Linked DNA regions of Homo sapiens: region 1 is linked to region 2. The links are chromatin contacts, found by POLR2A ChIA-PET in ENCODE. All regions are on one chromosome and are shown on one strand. Each heading gives the region's core, a stretch centred on a gene start or an enhancer-like site at or near the end of the contact. The rest is flanking DNA. Distances are from core to core; before and after follow the strand shown.

Region 1 (3,383 bases), core at 271-2,770, 260 kb after region 2:
CTTGGCTGAGGTCACCTCCAGAGGGTTGCCAGTGGATGACATCATCCCACAATCCCTCAGTGCTGTGCGGAGGCCCAGCCTCGCCAGGTGGGAAAGGTGAGTTGCTTCAAGGAAGAGTCTCAGGCAGCTTCCTGGCTGGGAAGGGAAGCCCAGGCTCTCCTTAGTTGACTGTGTGTTAATCACCCAGCAATTTCATTACTCAACAGCTCTCCAGAGTTGCACATTACAGCTGGGGTAGAAATTGGGTGCTGAAGGCCAGGCAGAGCATTTGGCTGTAGGGAGGCCGATCCTCCTCGGGCCTGTTACCGGCGGGTCTTTGTTCTTAGACCTGGGGTTCTTGGCCTCACGGATTCCAAGGAATGGAACGTTGGGCCATGCGGTGAGTGTTACAGCTCTATTGGAAGCCGTGGGTCACGGAAGAGAACTGTGGAACCCAGCGACTAGTGTGCAGCTCATTTAGGACAAACCCGGGCACTTAGCCACGCAGGAACAATGGCCAGCCTCTAGTCCGATCAGGAGCGGCAATGGGAGCCTCGCTGAATAAGCACAGCGGACACCCTGCCGGATCCAGAGGGGTGGAAGTCAGCGGTGGGTCTGTGACGACTGCGATCAGCACCACGAGCTAAAGCTCAGCTCGAGCCGGAACACAGACCAGAAGAGTGTGTAGTTGCAAGACTTAATAGAGTGAAAACAGAACTCCCATACAAAGGAGGGACCAAAAGGGGGTTGCCCAATCCAGCTCGAATGCCTGGGTTTATATCCCCATCATTGTCCCTCCCCCTGTGCTCTCAGGCGATAGCTGATTTGACTGTTTCTTTACCTCCTGCTTTTAGCCTAATTGGTATTTCAGTGAGCTCCCTTTACTACCTGATTGGTCAGGTGTGAGCTGAGTTAGAAGCCCGGTGTTTAAAGGTGGGAGTGGTCACCTTCCCCAGCTAGGGTTAGGAATTCTTATTTGGCCTAGGAAATCCAGCTAGTCCTGTCTGTCATAACCTCCTGGGCTCCTGTTTGCCTCTCTCCCTCCAGCTCCTTTGCTCTTGGTGGCCTCTGATTGGGGCCAACACTACAAGCAAGGTCAAGCGCAGGTCCGTGTCTCCCCTCTCCCATCCTAAGGCTTCCCAGGACCAGGGCCCTCCTTCATTTTCTTCCTTGACCCTGATGCTGAGGAGAGGGCTGGGAGGCAGCCTGAGCTGTGGAAAGGCTGGGTTGAGATTCTAGCTCGGCCATTTCCTAGCATGTGACTCCGGGGATGGGACACACCCTCTCCGAGCCTGTTCCCTGGTTTTAAGATGGGGCTCAGGGCATTTCACAGGCGCACATGGGACAGCATGAATGCACGTAGTAGGCCTCCCCCAGCTTAACGAGTGGAGGCCCATCTGTTGCACTCTTGTCTCTGGGAATATCCTTGTGGGCCCCACAGAGAAGCCCCAGGTGTCTTTTCAGAGCCCACCGTTCCTTGTGAACAGCATCACACCGGGTGCTAGGGGCGCAAAGATGTGGTCTTAGTAAAAACGAAATTCCTTTGCCTTGGTCTGACTCATTCTTTCCCTAAGATGTGGCCATTTACAAAGCTCTCTTGGAGTCTTCATTGCTTAGATAGGGCAGTTCTCTTTTATTTATAGCCTAGGGACTGGACCCAAGGGGCCTAATAAATGTTTAAAATAACCACAGCCCAGCCACCTGAAGCACTGCCCCTTCAGCCGCCCCCTAGGCCAGGCCTTTAGATTTGGTTCCCTCTGGGTGGGGGGCATTATCGGGGAATCAGATGCGGCCATCAGACATCCAGCAGCTACTTGGGGATGCCTCAAGACACCTGGGCTCAGCACAGCTTCTGGCACTCAGCACCTCTCCCTCCTGCTGGTCCTGTTCCTCTTCCAAGGGCTCTCAGCCCAAAGAATGGGTCCAGGAAGAAACACAGCAGTGTGTCTGCATTCCCCCCTCACCTCACCCTCCTCCGCCCAGTCCCATCCATCAGCAAGTCCCGCCTGCTCTACGTGGGTTCCTACAGCCCTCCTCCTCTCCATTCCCATCCCACCCCATCCAAGGCGCCGCCATCCCCTGCCTGGTCTCCCTCTTGCACAGCAGCCCCTCCAGTGGGTCTTCCTTGCAGCAGCCAGAGGGAGCCCGTGTGAGTGCGAGCCTGACCCCGTGGCTGTGCTCATATCAAGCCTAAAGGCCTCGGCCAGGCACGGTGGCTCATGCCTGTAATCCCAGCACTTTGGGAGGCCGAGGCAGGCAGATCACCTGAGGTCAGGAGTTCAAGACCAGCCTGGCCAACCTGGTGAAACCCCACCTCTACTAAAAATACAAAAATTAGCCAGGCATGGTGGCGCATGCCAGTAGTCCCAGCTACTTGGGAGGCTGAGGGAGGAGAATCGCTTGAACCCGGGAGGCGGAGGTTGCAGTGAGCCGAGATCGCGCCACTGCACTCCAGCCTGAGGGACAGAGCAAGACTCTGTCAAAAAAAAAAAAAGTATAAAGGCCTCGTGCAGCCTCCTTACACTGCAACCACGGTGACCTTCATTCAGTTCCCCAAAGCAGCCATGCCCTCCCCAACCTCCAGGCCTTTGCACATGCTGCCAGGATGATGCCTACGCATCCCCCAGACCTCAATCACACCTCAGAGAGGTCTTCCCAGCCCCTTCTCCCCAAAGGTCAGTGGCCCTGTAGTCCCTGTCATGGCCCCCTGCAGCTTTCTGTCAAGTACTAATCAGCGTTGGGGGTGGCAGCATATTTAGGGGCTGAGTGATGTCTGGTTCTTGTGTCTATAAGCTTGAAGAAGGTAGAGACAGCATCTGTCTGATTCATTGCTGCTTCTGGCTCCTGACAGGTAGTAGGTACTCAAAAAAGTATTTGTTGAGCAAATTTGGATTGCTAACAGATGCCAACACTGTGCTGCTGACAGCAAGGTGACATGGCTGTCTGTGGAGCCACCTGCCCCTAAATATGGCCGATGCGGTCGACAGAATAATGACCCCCTGCCCCCTGTGATGTCTAGGTCCCTGTCCCTGATGTGTGTGGCCGTGTTACCTTGCATTCAAAAGGAACTTTGCAAATGTGATTACATTAAGGATCTCGAGATGGGGAGAGGATCCTGGGTTAGCCAGGTGGACTGGATGAAATCACAAGAGTTCCTGTAAGAGAGAGGTGGAGGCCAGGCACAGTGGCTCACGCCTGTAATCCCAGCACTTTGGGAGGCTGAGGCGGGGGCGGGGGGGGGGGGAGAGAGGGGAGGGGGGGAGGGGGGAGGGGGGGGGTGGATCATGAGGTCAGGAGTTCGGGACCAGCCTTGCCAATATGGTGAAACCCCATCTCTACTAAAAATACAAAAATTAGCTGGAGTGGTGGCACGCACCTGTAGTCACAGCTACTCGGGAGGCTGA
Region 2 (3,587 bases), core at 165-2,664:
GAACGTCAGTGTGGAAGGGAATGTTGGGTCAGGGTGGAGGGTTCCCATGGAGGACATTTCCCATTTGCACTGGAAGCCTTCATTGTATTTGGCAGAACTCTGTAAGCATTTAGAAATCTTGGCAGGTTCATTTTTAATTGCTCACCTAGTTCTTTTACTTTTCTTTGTCTCACATCGCACCTCTAGGCATGGCAGGGTGGGGGCCCTCTCCAGGCAGCCTGTGGGTTCACCATGGGGATTCCCAGCAGATAGTCCCCAAGGTCTGGTGTGCAGATCTCCAACTCCCTGCCCAGGCAGGTCAGGGGAGAGCTGATGCCCTGAGGGCTTTCTGGGCAGCAAATCAAAGGCCATGCCATCCCCAGGGAAGCAAAGACTCTCCAGCAGCATAGTCTGCGGGGGCTGTGGTGGCCTGAGAGCTGCCTGCAGACCTGAAGGGGAAGTGCATGGTGGACCCAATGCAGACATGACCAGTGTGTAGACATCAAAGGAGAGCAGATTCCAATTCAACCAAAGGAGGAACTAACTGTGGGAACTGTCTGGAGCTGGACAGCGGGGAGAACGTGCCTGTCACTGGAGTACACAGGTAATTAGTCAAACTGGGACTTGACATGGTTCTTGCAGAGGCCCTGGAGTATCCAATGCATCTCAGATGAATTATCCACGAAGACGCCTTTTGACCCTGGGGTCTTCCAGGGAATGCCTTCCAGCGCCCATCTGCCGAACTCCTGCAAAGCCCTTCACTTCTTTTTTTTTTTTTTTTTTTTTTTTTTTTTTTTTTGAGACAGAGTCTTGCTCTGTTGCCCAGGCTGGAGTGCAGTGGTGCAATCTTGGCTCACTGCAACCTTTGCCTCCCGGGTTCAAGCAACTCTCCTGCCTCAGCCTCCCAAGTAGCTGAGACTATAGGCACCCACTGCCACACCCGGCTAAATTTTGTATTTTTAGTAGAGATGGGTTTTCACCATGTTGGTCAGGCTGGCCTTGAACTCCTGACCTCAGGTAATCTGCCCACCTGGGCCTCCCAAAGTGCTGGGATTACAGGTGTGAGCCACCACTCCTGCCTGGCACCCTTCACATCTTTCACTTAGTCCCCCTTTCAGTTCTGCATGGCAGAGGGTTTAGCCCCACTTTATAGATCAGGACATATAAGGCACAGGACGGTGACGTCACCTGCCTCAGCCCAGTTCTCATACCTCCCTGTGTCCACCCAGCCTCAGAACTTTCAGATAGCGGCAGGTGTTTCTGAGCAGAGTTTGGGACAGCCATCCCAGGACCACAGACCCAGCAAACTCATCCCTTCTTCTCCTTTCATCTTATTACCAGGACTCAGGGCCACCCAGAGCTGGCCGCTAGCCTCACTTCTAGGCAAGGGGGGGAAAGTTCTTTAATGACTAAGCCATTTGGGGAAATGGGTGGGGTCGAGGTGTCTTGGGCAGTATTGGCACTTGGCAGAATGCCCACAGCTATTAAACAGTGTATTTTGTTTACATCCTCAACATTACACATTGTTTATATCACAATTGCATCCCTCAGGCACGTATTTTCTTTCCTTTTGCTACAAGGATGGATTTATGAGATGGGTCTGCGCTGTACTCCGTGTCTCCATTGCCAGGTCTGCCTGGTAACTTTCCAGTCCAAACAAGCAGATCTCCATGTCTCAGAAAAGCTTCCCTTCCCTTAAAGTTTGGTCCATTCAAGGGCAGGAGATGGCAGAGTGGAATTTCCATGTCTCTGCAGGAACTTCAGCCCTGCAGATAGGTCACTCAGGGGCTCTGTTCTCAGGACCAGAGGGTGCTCAGAATCCCTGTCCCAGCTCCCACGTGGCAGATGGGGATACTGAGGACCAGAGCCTGGCACAAGGTCACCAGGTGATTACAAATGGGGTCTTTCGCTGGAATCTCAAGAAAGGTGGCGGAAAGAGGGTGGGTTTGGAGGCAGTCCCAAGTTTGAATCTCAGTTCCACTGTCTCTAAGCTGTATGATCCTGGGCAAGTCTGTTCCTCCCTGAGCTGTGTTATACACAAAGTTTTGGTGCCGCAAAAGGAATAGCACTCAAATATACATTTTCTTAATGCTCAGCAAGGCAAGTTACTTCTATAGAAGGGTATGCCCTTACAGATGGAGCAATGGTGAGCGCACACTTGGACAAGGGAGGGGAAGGGGTTCGTATCCCTGACGCACGTGACCCCTGCTGCTGTGTTGTTCCCCTATTGGCTAGGATTAGACCGCACAGGCTAAACTAATTCCGATTGGCTAATTTAAAGAGAATGATGGGGTGAGTGCTTTGGCGGGAGTCAGGGCAGAGCAGGTAGCAGGTAATCGGAATGAGTTAGGGTGGAGCAGGTGATCAGAATGATGGAGCAGATAATCTGAATGAGTTAGAGTGGAGCAGGTGATCAGAATGAGTTAGGATGGAGCCTATGATCGGAATGAGTCAGGGTGGAGTAGATAATCGAAAAAGGTTGCTTTACGAGGAAGTTTAAAAGTAGAAGGCAAAGCATTGAACATACTGACATATTAATTATTTGAAAAGAAATTTAGAACTCATATCTAACAACTCCCCTTGTATTTCCTTACAGCTTTCTTTTCAAACTTTTTTTAACATGTCTTGGCTTAGTTGTTCTGCTTGATTTTCCAAAAGCAGTAGCTTCTCTGGATAAGGTGGAGGATAGTTAAGTGAGGTTTTAGTAAGTGCTGTTTTTATGAGCCTTTGCATCAACTTACAGATACATGGTATGACATAGCACCTGACAAGAATAAGTGCACCTATCATGGCTGCGAGGGAAATAAGAATTGAGGGTATTATTCCTTTCCATTTACTGAATTACTTTTTTAGCCATCCTATAAAGGGGTCATTTACCCGAGTTGCTGGCTAACTCATTGGATAGAGCAGTCAGACCTTGCAATGCCTTTGTTATACTTCCATTAGGGGCGGTGTTGTTTGGGATGAAGGTGCAACATTGAGTTTTAATCATGACGCAAACTCTTCCTCTTTCTGCTAGTATGTCTAAGGCTATCCTATTTTCCCAAGCCATCTGGCTAGTAGCCCCATTTGTTCAGCTATTTCTTTAACAGCATCTCCAGCGTAGTTAATAAATCGCTGTTGGTTGTAATAGATGTAGTTTATCCAATCTACATTTTTATTAACTGTCACCCACCAAAATATTGACTCAAATCCTGCAGCTATTTGATTTCAGGCTTTAAATTGATCTGGTATTCCCCATGGGACTCCAATTGCATCTAAATAGACGTGAGAGTCAAAAGACCTGTAAGGGCTTCTCTTGCTTTATGATGTCTTGTTTTTCCTCCCACTGGTTGATGAAATGCCAGGGTGAAAGGGATAGCCAACTGGACTAAAACACAAGTGCCACTCCAGTTATTCGGCGGAGTGTCCAGTAAAGGTCCACCACAATACCACCATACATCCGCTCTGGGATGAACAAGGGCTGACTTATTGGTAAGCTCTTGAAAGTTCTTAAGCTCACTGCATCCCTTCAGGTCTCCAAGGAAGGCTAAGTTTCTTCCCTGTCATGAGAGACACGAAGTGAACTTAGTGTTGGGAGATGGAAGCTGGATGGCCCTCGGGGGCTG

The links. ChIA-PET counts read pairs that join two places held with the same protein, here RNA polymerase II (POLR2A).
Region 1: POLR2A ChIA-PET joins it to region 2 with 13 read pairs in BJ. The contact joins two enhancer-like sites. POLR2A ChIA-PET finds 5 or more read pairs at or near these places in 2 of 52 experiments (BJ and WTC11).

Annotation. Positions count from the first base shown.
Region 1 is chr5:172,905,096-172,908,478 of GRCh38, forward strand. All of the region lies in intron 3 of ERGIC1 (endoplasmic reticulum-golgi intermediate compartment 1), which reads left to right. Among named protein-coding and RNA genes, the nearest start is that of MIR10523, 8.3 kb to the right of the region's middle. RefSeq lists enhancers at 1-8, 1-688. Within about 2 kb of position 1,521, at least 26 of the 41 ENCODE cell types and tissues checked have a DNase peak (open chromatin) inside an H3K27ac peak, as active enhancers do.
Region 2 is chr5:172,648,602-172,652,188 of GRCh38, forward strand. All of the region lies in intron 1 of NEURL1B (neuralized E3 ubiquitin protein ligase 1B), which reads left to right. Among named protein-coding and RNA genes, the nearest start is that of NEURL1B, 9.1 kb to the left of the region's middle. Within about 2 kb of position 1,415, at least 6 of the 41 ENCODE cell types and tissues checked have a DNase peak (open chromatin) inside an H3K27ac peak, as active enhancers do.